Regions from separate parts of the Mus musculus genome. Here all the other regions are linked to region 1. Evidence: chromatin loops called from intact Hi-C (ENCODE). Cell type or tissue: heart. All regions are shown on one strand.

Region 1 (5,000 bases):
CCCTGTGCAAAGCCCCTACTGAGCTCAAGCGGCCAGCTCCCGGGCAAGGCACCAAGGAGTCCCTCCATGGGGTGTCTGCCCAGGGCACCCTCACACACCCACCCCACCTGTCAGAGAGCTCCTGAAGATAGCCGTGAAGGCCAGCAGCTGTGTCCAGGTGTCTACAGCCAGCCCCAGAGAGAGCAGCCCAGAGCTGCCTCCTCCTCCAGAAGGAGCTGTGGGGAGAGGAGGCAGGATCTAGGGGCTTGGGTTACACACTTGAACTCTTGGACAAGTCAGAAATAACGCAGCAGCTGGTGGGGTGGAGCCTCCGCAGCCCTGCTACCAAGGAGCTGCACTCGGGGAATGAGGGAGCGAGCGCAGGACTGACAGGCTAAGGACAGTCCTCACACCATCTCCTCTCGGTGCCCCGTGAGTCCTAGACAGGAACATGCTGGACAAGGCAATCCTCTATGCCAAGGGCGTACCCAGGAATGTGCCAAAGCCTCGGCAGCAGCTCCCAAGTATCTACGCGTCAGCCGCTCAAAAGCCTAATGGGGCCCTCGCCCTGAAAGCCCACATAACAGGTTGAAAACCTGTCCAGATGGGGCTGACATCATGCCTGAATACTCGGCACAGCACAGGATTCCTTCCATAGTCTTTGTATCCACCCTTGGAGCCCTAGGACCCACACTCCTCTCCTCTGTGCTCCACTCCCTTCAAACTCAGCCTGGGCTCAGAAAAGGGCCAAGGTAACTACCAGGGCCTGGGAAAAGGCACAGCGGCCTCAGGCCTCGTCTCCAGGACACACCCCAGCCTGTGGGTAGCCTCACCTGCTACAGAACTCAGCAGAAAGTTCTGGGGTGGGCTGGTGAGATGGCTCAGTGGGTAAGAGCACCCGACTGCTCTTCTGAAGGTCCTGAGTTCAAATCCCAGCAACCACATGGTGGCTCACAACCATCCGTAACAAGAGTAACGAGATCTGACTCCCTCTTCTGGAGTGTCTGAAGACAGCTACAGTGTACTTACATATAAGCAATAAATAAATCTTTAAAAAAAAAATAAAGTTCTGGGGTATCTCTCCCTCACTTCACCTGTTCTCACTCTAGTTCAGGCACCAGTATTGCTGCTCTGGGGATGGACCACACTTGGCTTCCTGGTGGCTCCTACCTGGACCTTGAGTATGGATGCTGTGGCCCACGTCTCCTCCCTGATGCCTCCATCTGGACTACTGTTTGGCCTTGGCCTCACAGCCCACTCACATCCTCCACAGATCAGGAGAGACAACACTACCCCCAGCCTAGTCCTACCTGGAAATACATTTCCCAGTCCTGGCAGTTGCCCAGTGTGGTCAGCCTCTGCATCGGGTATCCACTCCCTGAGCCCAGAACTGGCTTCATCCAAGCCTCAAGGTACCTTTCCAGGGGAGCCAGTTGTGTGCCCTCACCTCTTGTCACACAGCCCTGTCACACTCTCCTAGCTCTCTGAGTGTCTTGTTGGGACGTCTGCTTATTGTCTCTTCCCTTTCTGCTGGAAAGCCAGGCTGCGTCTGCTCTACTTGCCCCTGTTCTCCTAGGGCCTGGCACCCAGCGGGCACTTGGTAAGTAGTGCCCGCCTGGCCAAATGGGGCAGGGAAGCGGTCTTCAGTGTCTCAGATACCCTCTCTCTACTGTATTCACACCAATTTGGAACCAGTGTTATTATATTAAGAGATTGAAGCAAGACCGGCATGGTGGTGCTTGCCTTGAATCCCAGCACTTGGGAGGCAGAGGCAGGCGAATTTCTGAGTTTGAGGCCAGCCTGGTCTACAGAGTGAGTTCCAGGACAGCCAGGGCTATACAGAGAAACCCTGTCTCGAAAAACAAAAAAACAAAAACAAATAAACCGAAACAAAAAGCCTTCAAACTGGGAATCAGAGCTCTTAGGAGCAAGATCTTCCAACCCTGTCCTGTGCTCAAAGGCTGGTCTGCCCCTAAGAAGCAGTGACATACCAAGAACAGCCACTAGAGGACGCCATACACCAGAGCATTGGAGCTTTCAGGTTATCTTGGTAACCCAAGAAGAATCCTGCTGTCCACCCCCAAGGGAAGTTCTCACAAAGCACACTCCAATCACAAGTGGGTCCCAGGGAACTCATATCTGCTCACTCAGGGGCTGTCATGTCATTGCTAGCTGGAGAAACACATTGTTCAGCAGTGTGCAGTCATTTTACACAGGGTGTACATCACGGCACCACAGCCTTACCCTCTATCCCAAAGAATGGCACACCCCATCCTGCTCGCTCACTGCTGCCCCCCCACCCCCCCGGGCTGTGAGCTCTCGGGGCTTATAGCAGCCGGGCTCCATGGGGTCTTCTTACTTCAATGTGCTTGCCTGGCACAACACTGTCTCCTAAACGTCAGAAGAGTCCTGACAGCGTTTCTAAAACTTCTTGCCATCTTGCATTCTGTTTACATGTATTTCTTTCTTTGTGTGTTTGTGTGCTCACCACGGTGCGTGCACATGTGAAGGCAGAGAAGACAACTTTCCGGGTCAGTTTTCTCCCAGGGATTGAACTCTCAAAGGACGTGGTAGCGAGTGTCCGCTGGTGGTGTTCCCGCCCTGCTTTGCTGCCCCTGCCTTGCTGCACGATGGGAAGGAACGCCCAGGGCTGGCTCTGGGATGGAAAGTGGAGCACAGGTCCCTGCCCTTCACATTCCAGGCCAAACGCTCTAGGATGCGAGTCTGTCCTAATTCACAGTAAAGGTGTCAATGTGCAAAAATGAATCATTGAAGAGAATGAATCACAATCGCCCCAGACAGACGTGCCACAAGCACATCATAGCACGCTTGGGTTTGTTGCCTACTGAAGCGAATATGTTATTAAATTTTGATCCTGGTTCTGTCAGGAAGTACATTAATGTCACTGGAGGATTCCTAGTTTCCCCTGTAGGGATTAAGAACTGGTCTCCATTAAAATGTGCCTAAATTACATAAGCTCACACTGCAATTAATTTAGATACTAATTATTCATCCAAGCTCAGAATCAAAAGAAATGATGCATCTTGGTAATGGCTTCAGCTATCCCTACACACTCCACCCCTAAAAACAGGCCAGCGCTTCCTTTCCACTAAGAAAATTTCTCAGGAGTCAGAAGAGAAACAGACAGGGAAAGTGGAAAGAAACAACAGGCAGTTGTCAATTATGCTAATGAAGGGGAGGGGTGAGGTCTGCGGTTTCCTATTATGTGGTGGTAAACCACATGTTATGTATAAAGTTGTGCCACGCCAGAAAATTCCATCTGACAGAGAACATACAAATACTAGAGATTAAGACACACAGACAGGCACTGCATGCACACGCAGCTGGTAGTTCTGAGGCTGCCCCTCTGCTGCAGGAAGCAAGGTTGGTCAAGGAAAAGAGGCTCCCAATCGCTGTGCAGGATCTACACAGGGAAAAGAACTGTGAGGTCACTGGCTGACACGGGCACTGGAGTGTGGGAGACATCAGGACACAGGCGTTGTATTCCCACCCAGCTACACGGACCAACATGGACCAGGCGGTGGCACTCTGGAAGAGTTAGGAGGCAGTGCACGGGGAGCGGGAGCTGCCATGTAGGTCTCTATCAGCTGATAAGGAGCCGACAGGCTGGCCCCCCTTTGACCTGCTTGAGTGACCCTGGACACCGAGCCACTTGTGCTCCCTATTATTTATAAACCTGAAGCTAATGCTGTTTGCACACTCACATTTATTTAAAAAACAAACATTAGTTTATAACAATGGGGGTCTTGCATCTGCTTAGAAAAATATAAAACAGAAAGAAGCCTTAAGCACAGGCTGGACCCTTCGGGGCACAAGGGTGGCGGTCCTCTGGGGTGCACCAATTGCCTTTCACAGTAAACCACACTAGGAAGCTGGGTGTGATGGCTCTCACCTGCAATCCCAGCACTTGGGAAGTAACAGGAGGATGCCACATGCTTGAACCAGCCTGATCCACACACTGAGTCCCCAGCCAACCACAGAAAGACAGTAACATACTCTGCCAAAAACCTAAACAAAACACTCACCATGAGGGCCAGGCATGGAGGCTTCCCTCTAACTTGGGACTACCCTGAGCTATGTAGTGAGTTTTGAGTCAACCAAGACTATAAAATAAGAACCTGTGTCACAAATATTTTTTTTTAATTTTTTCTTTTTGGAGACCAGGTCTTTGTACATAGCCTTGGCTGTCCTGGGACTCACTATGTAGACCAGGCTGTCCTCAAACTCACAGAAATCCACCTGCCTCTGCCTCCCAAGAGCTGGGGCTAAAGGCCTGTGCCACCATGTCTGGTTCAAAAGTAATTTTTTTTTTTTTTTTTTTTTGTTTTTTTCAAGACAGGGTTTCTCTGTGCAGCCCTGGCTGTCCTGGAACTTACTCTGTAGACCAGGCTGGCCTCGAACTCAGAAATTCACCTGCCTCTGCCTCCCAAGTGCTGGGATTAAAGGTTTGCGCCACCATGCCCGGCTCTCAAAAGTAATTTTTAAAGCATTTGACAATTTTTTTAAAAAACAAGCTAGGCAGAGTGAAGGAGCTAGACAGAGTGGCTCACAGCTGCAAGCCTAGGCAGAGTGGCTCACAGCTGCAATCCTAGGCAGAGTGGCTCACAGCTGCAATCCCACCACTCGGATGCTGAGGGAGCAGGACTTCTGAGGCCATCCTCAACTACATAATGAGTTTGAGGCCAGCCTGGGCTACAGCAGACCCTATTTCCAAAACACAAAAAGGCAACATACACACAGATACATCCCATACAGACACACAGACACATCCTACACAGACACACAGACACATAGACATACAGATATACACATACACACATACAAAGACACCCCCCCACAGACACACTCAGACAAGACATACACACAAACACATCCCCATAAAGGCAGATACACAGACAGGCAGACACAGACAGACACACACACACACACCCCACAAGGGCATGAGAGCTGGGCATGTGGCTCAGGGATAAGTAAGGCACTTGCCTAGCTTGCATAAATAA
Region 2 (5,000 bases), 57 kb after region 1:
GAATTCCTCTTACCAGTTGCATCCCACTGAGTTCATCTACCAAAGTCATATTTCCTGACATAATCTTCTTCAGCGAATCGTTGAACTCACTCAGCTGCTCCAAAGTTTCCTTTTTAGTTTCTTCATATTCATCCGCATCGAGCTCCTCCCTAAGTCACAGCTCACGTCAGAATGCAGAAATGTACACCACAAGTTTCAAAGCATGACAATCTTAGCAGCTGTTCTAGAGCAAGCTGGAGGGAAACACCAATCGCTTGCGGTGCACATGTCCCCCGAGTTACACTTCTGGCATTTCCGCTGCCTTTCAGTGAGGTTAAACTCAGGATGAGAGTGCCATCTCCCCTCGCCCCGGTCAACTTTTACTGATTTGAGTCACACTTCAAGCACATGGTGACTTCTCTTATGCATCAACGGCACAGCCTAGGGCGACCAAGTACAGAAAGCCAAACCTCAGCTTACCTATTCAACTCCAGAGAATGATAGTACAGTGCTACTACGATTCTTATGGAGACTAAACAAAATAAAGTGCCTGGCATCTAGTTATAGCTAAACAGTTTCTATTAGCATCAGACTCTTCAGTGGTAGGAAGCACCTTGTGTACCCTGCAAACAACAACAACACATCTGTCATCTGAGTAAAAGGTTATTTTTATTCTCCAGGCAAGCCGCTTATTAAATATTTACTACAAGTAACAGCAGCTCCGCTCAGAGAACTACCATTTATGGAGTGCTCAATTGGGCCAAGCACTGTTTTGCCTCCTTCGTTTTAACATTTGTAACATCCTTACAAGGCTATTAACAGCTACGATTATTAGTATGCTTGTTTTCTTCTGCTTTATTGAAACAGTGACTCATGTAGCAGGCTGGCCTGGAGCTCTCCACGAAGTGAAGCACGCGCTCCTACCCGCATGCATCTGCCTCACTGCTGGGATTACAGGAGAGCAGCACCTCCCTTCCCGTCCCTCTTCTTCTTCTTCTTCTTCTTCGATGCTGGGCATTGGGCTCAGAGCCTCTAGCTGTTAGGCACCCACTCATCCACAGAGCCTTACCCCCGTCCCCAGCCTAATCATAGTATTTTTAGCAATTAGTTCATACTAGGCAAAGCTGTTTAAAATACTAAAGACAAAGGAAACATTATTTCCAGGAGCTTAAGTATTTTAAGTCTTCCATAGCTGAGGCTTTATGACTACAGAGCTTGACAAGTTTGCTTCTACAAACCAAGTGCTGTAAAATACTACAGAAGAGACCAAAGTCACACGCGGGCTTCAGGCTTGCATCCACGGAGCCTGACCTCTCTTCGTACAAACAAGTGTTTACGGAGTGAGAACATATAGTTATAACTTACCTGCATTCCTCCAGGTCTTGTAACTGCTGCATCAGTCTATCCAACTGCTCTTCTAAATTCTGCTTTAGTTTGCTTGTCTCTGTCTTTCCTCTGGAAGCCATTTTAATCACTGTAAGAACAATAAGCCCACATGAGTACACTGTATTTGGTTACTTGGGAAGATTCAACATATTGGTGCAATTCAAAATTAAGAAAATCTAAAATGCTGGGTGGCAGATTTCTGAGTTCGAGGCCAGCCTGGTCTACAGAGTGAGTTCCAGGACAGCCAGAACTACGCAGAGAAACCCTGTCTAGAACCACGCCCCCCAAAAAAAGAAAAAGAAAAAAGTAAATTATGAAAATGTAAAATGAAAAGAACATATTTTTTCTAAGATTACAGGTATGTGCTAACATGCCCAGACTTGTTTTTCTTCCCCCAGAACAGGGGATTGAATCCAGGCGCTCATTCCTGCTAAGCAAGGACTCTACCATTAAGATAAATCCCCTGCACAGTAAGTTATTACTGTTTAACACAAAAATTTATCTCTTCTTGGGGGAAATGGAGGAACCAGAATGCTACATATACGCTACGCCAGACTGCACTCCCAAGCTGCAATACAGTCTCAAAAGGCAAAGTTATTCTGAATAAATTTAAGGAAAAATAAAGGCTTGTACAACAAACAAACAAAAAAAAAAAAAACAAAAACAAAAAAAAAAAAACAAAGCAACAACAAAAAAACTTTAACCACACTACAGATTTAGACCAGAAAGATTTGACTCACTGGCACCACCTAGTATTGAATAAAAGTGATGCGTTTCCTTTGAGACTGCCGAAATGGCCAACACTGTCATCTGGAGTGGAATATATTCATTCACGCTCACCGGGGTTCCAGTATCCTGTCCCGTGCACGGTGCTCAAAACTCGCCAACTGTCGGAGCTCTGAGTGTCATCAATTTGAGGAAAGCGAAGTTGTCATAAAGTTTACCGGAGGCTCAAACTTCAAACCTCCTGGGGTGGAGCTGGCTAGAACAAGGTAAAACTGTTAAGAGTTTTATTTGCTGTGTCTGAACTTGGCCTACAGCTGTCCAGATCACTTCCCGCTAAGCAGACTGTAACTGAAATACGTTCTCCATTCCTAGGAAGACGCGGGAGAGGCCACTGAATCCCTGGGCTGTGCCTCCCGTAGCTTTTGCCGAGTCTCCTCTGGGTGAGGCCACAGCACTCGGGACTCGGCTTGAGGAAAACTGTCCAACTCAGACGCACGAGAAGGCAAGGGCAGAAAGCACACCTTCTCAGGGACGGAGGTGAGCAAAGCCCGGGCCCGGGACCACCGGAGCAAAAATAAGGCAGAGCCGGACCGCACGCTCGGATGCCGGCCTCCTCCCCGCGGACAGACGAACTCCAAGCTCCCGCCGAGGTGTGCAGGTCCCGCCAAGGCCGGGCTCCAGCAGGCCCGGTGGTCACCTGAGGAGGCGGGGAGTCCTACGCCTGCGAAACGCTTCTCCGTCCTCCCTGATCGGAAAACAGGACAACCTCCTTCGCCCTCCCGATCCCCGCCTGCCGCCCGCTAGCGGATCCCAGGGTTTGGAACCAGGGGCCCCGCCTACCTGACTCCCCGGCCTGGCGGACCGCATGGAGCGAGCACTTCCGCTGGATTCGCGCACTTCCGGCTGTGTGGGGCCAATGAGAGCAAGGCGGCGGTGTTCCCTGCGCTGGCGTCCGGGCCGAGGTTGTCTCCTGGAGGACTAGGGCCGTTTGGCCTTCAAGGCCTGGTAAGCAACCCACCGAGGTCCTAGGAGACGAGCCTGTGCGAGCGTTAGCCCGGTGACCCGTACTTTGCCAAGCAAGGGACAATGCACAATGGCTGGGCCTTTAGAGACTTTTGTAACGGTCCCTGGGGCCAGCTCTTCATAGTCAACTCTTGCCCTTTAGTTCTTGGAACCAAAAAGTTGGTAACTTTCCTGTGACCTTGGTGCAGGTCAGTTCCCCCACTTGGGGTGGCCTGGATTCTTCCTCTCTAGAGATTTCTTGAGAGCAGACGCCCATGAACTTAGAGGGATGTGGGTGAGAGGCAATGGGGGAAAGCCAGTGCTGAGAAGGACATTCCCTTTTAGTCGTTTCCAAATCTGGGAAAGAGCAAGCCCACACAGCCTTTGAGAACCAGTTAAATTGCTGCTGAGTGGACTGTAAACTGTTACCAGGGAGCTGAGTGGAGAAAGGGCTATGCCAGCCCTTTGGGACCCAGATCCTGAGTCCCAAATGTCGGATATTGAGCTACACTGTTGGATTCTGGGTTTGCTTAATTGTGATTATTCCTATTCTCTGGTTCTGCCCTTTTGGGATTAGAAAGTATGAAACTTATTTTGATTTTACAGGAGCTCATGATTAAAAGACTTGGACTTTTAAAGAGACTCGGAACTTTAAAAGTTTTGAAATTTTGAAAGACTGAGAATTTTGAAAGTTGGTCTATGCTTTTGTTTTATAATGTTAACAGGGACTTTGGAGACAAGAAATCGAAAGGTTATAGCTTACAGTGATGCCTTTGTGAAGTTGAAGGGGGGGGGGTGTTAGAAGTTCATAGTTAAGCCGGGCGTGGTGGCGCAGGCCTTTGATCCCAGCACTCGGGAGGCAGAGGCAGGTGGATTTCTGAGTTCGAGGCCACCCTGATGTACTGGGCTGTATAAGAAAGCCAGCTTCCTAGGTGCTGGGCATTGGCACTAAAGAGGCAGAGATGGAATGATATCTCTGAGTTCAGGGCCAGTCTGGTCTACAGACTGAGTTTAAGCCAGGAGGCAGCAGCATTCATTCCTCAGTAGTGTCTGCTTCAGGTTCCTCCTAGAGCCCGTGCCCCAATTCTTTCAGTGATGGACTGACCTGGAAGTATAAGGCAAAAGAACCCTTCCTCCCCAAGTTGCTTTTGGTCAGAGTGTTTTGTCACAGCAGCAGAGTGAGGCTCAGACACTGGCTATATGTTCTACAAAATAATTGGCTGTAGTAATATGAAAGATTGTTGTAACCCATAAAGAGATTCTCTTTATCCAAAAGTTCCCACAACGTAAAGAATGTATAGATTGATCTTGGTGAGATCTTAGGTCTGCACGACTGTTTTCCTGTGAAGCTTCACTTTGCTGAGATGAGCGATTTCTTTTGACAATGTCCACTTCTGCCGGTGTCATCGGCTCAGATTCTAATGTCCCTATTTTATAAGATCCGAGGTTTATAGGAAGTCATTGTAGCAATCTTGAGAGTATTGTGTAGACACTCACTCCTCCTTCGTATGAAGGTGTTTTTAATGGCGATCCTGTGGTATCAGTTGACCAATCGTTTCCCGCTTCTTCAGCACTCATTAAGCAACTTCTATGATGGCTAGTCTTGGCATGCTTTTTGCGTGGTTATGATGTGCAGCAGACATTTTATGTAGAAATGGCAGCTAGGTCATCTTGTGAGATGCTTGACGGTACACAGTGGTAATGCTGGGGCGGACTCAGTCAGCCCAGGTGTGTAAATGAGGCAGGAAACCAGCAGGACCTATGGGCTAGCTTCAGACTGTTGGCTTAGCATCTGGTCTTGGGCAGGTCACTTTGGACAGCCAGATGAGCCCCATGCCAGAAAAAAGCACTGCAGGACAGAGCACAGTGTCTAATAAGGTGGAGCAGGACTCAGGTGAGAAGGATGC
Region 3 (5,000 bases), 400 kb after region 1:
CCCAGACACCGCTGGATGTCGCGGAAGAGCTGAGAACAAAGTGAGGGTCCTGGGGGGGCAGCTCTGTCAGCCCCAGGACCGAAGGGAGAAGGGGCGGGGGTGGGGGGAGGCTCTGGGTGGTTTCTGGGCAGGCGAGAATCTGGCTCGCTCTAGCTCGGGCGGCTTGGGTTGGCTGGCGGCTGTGGCTAGAGCCCAGGGAGGCCTCCTGGAGGGAGGTTAGAGGCCTTTAGAGTGAAACTGCTCCATTGCTTTAGCCCAGTGGATCCTGATGAGAAGAGGCAGTCCATGGTTTCAAGGTGTTCATTGTAGAAAGGCAGAGAGAGAGAGAAGAGTAGACAAGTAGAGGCCGGCCATGGCCACGGAGAGAGGGGGAAGAGAGAGCAAGAGGGCTAAGGAGAAAGTAAGAGAAGCAAGAAAGGCAAGAGAGAGGAGGGGCCAAGAGGCTCCTTTTATAGTGGACTTGGCTACCTTGCTGTTGCCAGGTAACTGTGAGGGTGGAGTCAAGGCAGCCTACATGACTGATGGCCACAGAATTACGGAGCTGGGTTCTCCTGCCAGGAGCCCATGTCTGGGAACATGGCAAACGGGCCTTCTGTCCCTTGCAGATTAATCTGCGGGGTCTCTGGAGTTTGAACCTAGCTCCAGAAAACAGAACCAGAAAACAGGCCGCCTTTCGCAATCCCACAATTGCGCACTGCCGAAGAAGCCTGTTCGGCCAAGGCCGAGAGCATCGCAGCCTATGGGAATACACATAAATACTTAGGTTTTCCACATGTTTACTTAGTAAAACAACAGAGGTGGGTTTTCCCCAGAGCCTGTGGCCTCCTAGCCTAGGCTTGCTTGCTTGCTTATTTATTTATTTATTTATTTAAATGACAAGGTTTCACTGTGTAACTCCTGGGTTGTCTGGAACACAGTAGACCAGGTTGACCTTGAACTTACAGAGTTCTGGCAGCTTCTGCCTCCCAAGTGCTGGTATGAAAAGGTATGTGTGAGCCTGGGGAATCCAGTGCCCTGTTCTGACCTCCATGGCACAGAGTCAGAGGCAAACAGACAAGGCACACATATATGCAGGCAAAACCCCCATATATATAAAAGAAAATCTTTAACAAGCAAAGTTTGCCGGGCGTGGTGGCGCACGCCTTTAATCCCAGCACCCGGGAGGCAGAGGCAGGAGGATTTCTGAGTTCGAGGCCAGCCTGGTCTACAGAGTGAGTTCCAGGACAGCCAGGGCTACACAGAGAAACCCTGTCTCAAAAACACCCAAAAAAAAAAAAAAAAAAAAAAACCCAAAGTTTAAGATCACCCTGAGCTATATAGCCAGTTTGAGGTGCAGGAGACAACATTGTCTCAAAAAACCAACCAAGCCAAATAAAAACAAAAACAAAAACAGAGAGGGGGGAGGAGAGGGAGGAGAGGGAGAGAGAGAGAGAGAGAGAGAGAGAGAGAGAGAGAGAGAGAGAGAGAGGTGATAACTGGACAATCTCAGACCAGAAGTGCCTGTCAATAGCACACATTCTGCAATCTTCAGAAAATCCCACCGGCCAGCAAGGTAGCAGTGGTAAACCCTTTAATCCCAGCCCTGGGGAAGCAGAGGCAGGTGGATCCCCCAGTTTGGGTCTATCCTGGACCACAGAGTAACCCTGTTTCAGAAAAAGAAGGGAAGAAAGGAAAGAGAAAGAAAATACCACTTGCCAAACACACCTCTCCCAGAGAGGAAACTTGGATATGTGGCTGAGATGGGGAATGTGTGCCTCATCTGGGATTTCCTGAGGTCACATATGTAAGACAGTGTGTGTCAGGCCTAAGTGCTCCACATGTTGAGTGACTGGTTAGTCCTCTTGCTCTCTCTGAACTCAGCGGTCTCATCATCTCAGACTGTCAGATGGGTCAGAAGAGGTTAAGCTGTCCAACCAACATAGCAGGAGCCTGAATCCCGGCAATCTGATGCCAGGGGCCGGACAATGAGACGGCCCTCTCCTTATGTACAAACCAGATATTTGTACATAAATGCCTCTCAGTCGTTTGTCACAAGAAGTGTACACCTACTATGTGCTAGGTGCCATTTCCCCAGTGGTGAGAGAGACAAGCAGGAAATCCTGACTTGCTATTTGTTAATGGAGACTGCTTTTCAAATCCGTACTTTCCAGTTCAGTGTACGGGAAAACCAATTAAAAAAAAAAAAAGAGGTTTAATTGAGCTGATATTTGCGGTTTCCTGTTAATGCAGCTAAAAGGGGCTCAGGAAGTCTTTAGTGTCTTACGTGTGCTAAGGATGCTGGGAAGTGAGCAGAGGTTATGAAGGTGGACATAAGAGCTTGGCTCTTCAGGAGCAAATCTGGCCTCTACCCACTTGCAAGCAGTTTAATCCTGTGAAGAACTCTTTTGTCCCTGTAGCTATTTCTCCTTGTGAAGTGGGCCTCACATAGGCAGATGAGACAGAAAGCCAGCGCCTAGGATCATGAGGGAACAAAGCCAGCACTCTCTGCTAACTACAAATACCGGGCAGCCCCAACTTTGATCACAGTGGAACAATGGTGACACCTAGTGGCCATTCTGGGATCCTGGGCCATCAGTTGGAAAGTGGGCCAGCATCCTGCAATAAGCTGCTTCAGAGTTTTATACTCTCAATTTCCACAGGTCATCACAGTAATGTTCACTAGCCCTGGGAATTGACCGCTTCAACACGAGATAGCATGTAGGGGACACAGAGTGGGACTGGCTGAGAGGTGATAGTCACTGATTTTGTCTTTCTGAGACCATTTTGCTCAGGTAGCCAGAGCTGGCTTTGAGCTCACTATCTCCCTGCCTCAGCCTAAGGTGTTCACCACCATCCTGGCAATGTAGATGATTTTCATAGGGAGACGCTGCTGAGGTAATGGGGAGACTGGAGTGATTAAGCCCTCCGGAGGTGCCGGGTGGTGGTGGTGCACGCCTTTAATCCCAGCACTCGGGAGGCAGAGGCAGGCGAATTTCTGAGTTCGAGGCCAGCCTGGTCTACAGAGTGAGTTCCAGGACAGCCAGAGCTATACAGAGAAACCCTGTCTCGAAAAAACAAAACAAAACAAAACAAAACAAAACAAAAAAACAAAAAAAGAGAAGACCTCCAGAGGCTTAAAACATGGATGATCAAACTTAATGATCTGGGGTCCTGCTGCTGTGGAGAATGGAGTCTAGCTCTAGGTGGAGACAGACCCTTGTCTCCTCTCTTAGGGCTGACACAGTGGGACAGCTCAGGGACCTGCCAGGGGACACTCCTATGGAGGCAAGTTCACCTTAAGGCTTTTCCTGGCCGGGATTCCTGCTCCCTAGCGCCACTCTTACTGCTGCCAGGGTGTCCTGCCCTCTGTCCCCTTCTTGACTCCTCCCTCAGAATTGTTCTCTTCTCTTCTGTCTTCCTCTTTCTGGCGCTGGCAGAGCCTAACTCGGGTGTTTCAGGCTTCCCTGTTCTTTTAGAAAAGCTCTGTCTTTGTAGATGATAAACCAGCCTGCCTCCATCTTGGGCTTAAAAGACATTTTATAGTAAAGGCAACTGAGGTTCATTCCTGTTTACCATTTAATCTGTTTCTCAAGGAGTGCTCTATGCCCCACCTGAAACCTTAACTACAAATGGTTACTGTACTGTACTGCCTGTACCAAGAAATGGCAACCATAGCTTTGCTTTTAAAAGTTATTATAGGCTTTCTGCGCTACCCGGGGACGGGTCTATACGGCGTTGTTCTTGATTCCCATCGTAACTTAAAGGGAAACTTACACAATGTCCGGAGCCCTTGACGTCCTGCAGATGAAGGAGGAGGATGTCCTCAAATTCCTTGCTGCGGGAACCCACTTAGGTGGCACCAACCTTGACTTTCAGATGGAGCAGTACATCTACCAAAGGAAAAGTGACAATATCTACATCATAAACCTGAAGAGGACCTGGGAGAAGCTGTTGCTCGCAGCTCGAGCTAGCTATTGTTGCCATCAAGAACCCTGCTGACGTCAGCGTCATCTCCTCCAGGAACACAGGCCAGCGAGCTGTGCTGAAGTTTGCTGCTGCCACAGGAGCCACTCCGATTGCTGGCCGATTCACACCTGGGACCTTCACTAACCAGATCCAAGCAGCCTTCAGGGAGCCACGGCTTTTAGTGGTGACCGATCCCAGGGCTGACCACCAGCCACTCACAGAGGCCTCTTATGTCAACCTGCCCACCATTGCTCTGTGTAACACAGATTCTCCCCTGCACTACGTGGACATTGCCATTCCATGCAACAACAAGGGAGCTCACTCAGTGGTTCTGATGTGGTGGATGCTGGCCAGGGAAGTACTCCGCATGCGAGGTACTATCTCCCGTGAGCACCCCTGGGAGATCATGCCTGATCTTTACTTCCACAGAGACCCAGAGGAGATTGAGAAGGAGGAGCAGGCTGCTGCTGAGAAGGCTGTGACCAAGGAGGAATTCCAGGGTGAGTGGACAGCACTAGCTCCTGAGTTCACTGCTGCTCAGCCTGAGGTGGCCGACTGGTCTGAGGGTGTGCAGGTTCCCTCTGTGCCCATCCAACAGTTCCCCACGGAAGACTGGAGTGCACAGCCAGCCACTGAGGATTGGTCAGCAGCTCCCACAGCGCAGGCCACTGAGTGGGTTGGAGCCACCACTGAGTGGTCCTGAGCGGCTGTGCAGGTGCCTGAGCAAAGGGAAAAAAGATGGAAGGAAAATAAAGTTGCTAAAAGCTGAAAGAAAAAAAAAGTTATTATAGGGCTGGAGAGATGGCTCAATGGTTAAGAGCAGTGACTACATTTCTAAGAGGTCCTGAGTTCAATTCCCAGCAACTACGTGGTAGCTTACAACCGTTTGTAATGGGATTCGATGCCCTCTTCTGGTGTGTCTGAAAACAGCTACAGTGTAGTCATATAAATGAAATAAATCTTTAAAAAAAAACGCACAGAAAGAAGGGAGGGAGGGAGGAAGGAAGGAAGGAAGAAAGGAAGGAAGAAGAGGTTCTAAGTGGAAGCTTGATTTT

Evidence for each region. Peaks named below come from ENCODE experiments on the same cell type or tissue, not always from the same donor. Only the 100,000 strongest peaks of a DNase experiment are listed, where the experiment ranks them.
Region 2: a loop joins it to region 1, with 7 times the contacts of the local background. A loop is called at or near these places in 15 of 42 quality-filtered maps.
Region 3: it touches region 1 in a loop (6-fold over the local background); 27 of 42 quality-filtered maps call a loop at or near these places.

The regions. Positions count from the first base shown.
Region 1 is chr4:149,540,342-149,545,341 of GRCm38, reverse strand. All of the region lies in intron 2 of Ctnnbip1 (catenin beta interacting protein 1), which reads right to left. Among named protein-coding and RNA genes, the nearest start is that of Mir5616, 5.0 kb to the right of the region's middle. In heart, a CTCF peak has its summit at 1,983 (motif pointing right); a DNase peak (open chromatin) is centred at 1,991; H3K4me3 peaks cover 325 bases; H3K27ac peaks cover 1,528 bases.
Region 2 is chr4:149,483,205-149,488,204 of GRCm38, reverse strand. Nmnat1 (nicotinamide nucleotide adenylyltransferase 1) reads left to right here and starts at 2,995. Exons shown (of 5, transcript NM_133435.2): 1 at 2,995-3,096. Tmem274 (transmembrame protein 274) reads right to left here. Exons shown (of 6, transcript NM_001366402.1): 6 at 4,866-4,942. The coding sequence ends at 4,866. It overlaps Lzic (leucine zipper and CTNNBIP1 domain containing), which reads right to left and starts at 2,939. Exons shown (of 7, transcript NM_026963.6): 1 at 2,206-2,939; 2 at 1,345-1,453; 3 at 14-149. The coding sequence starts at 1,445. In heart, CTCF peaks have their summits at 2,125 and 2,966; a DNase peak (open chromatin) is centred at 2,984; H3K4me3 peaks cover 2,410 bases; H3K27ac peaks cover 1,550 bases.
Region 3 is chr4:149,142,145-149,147,144 of GRCm38, reverse strand. It overlaps the pseudogene Rpsa-ps12. Among named protein-coding and RNA genes, the nearest start is that of Cenps, 7.0 kb to the right of the region's middle. In heart, a CTCF peak has its summit at 2,551 (motif pointing left); a DNase peak (open chromatin) is centred at 2,544; H3K4me3 peaks cover 209 bases; H3K27ac peaks cover 530 bases.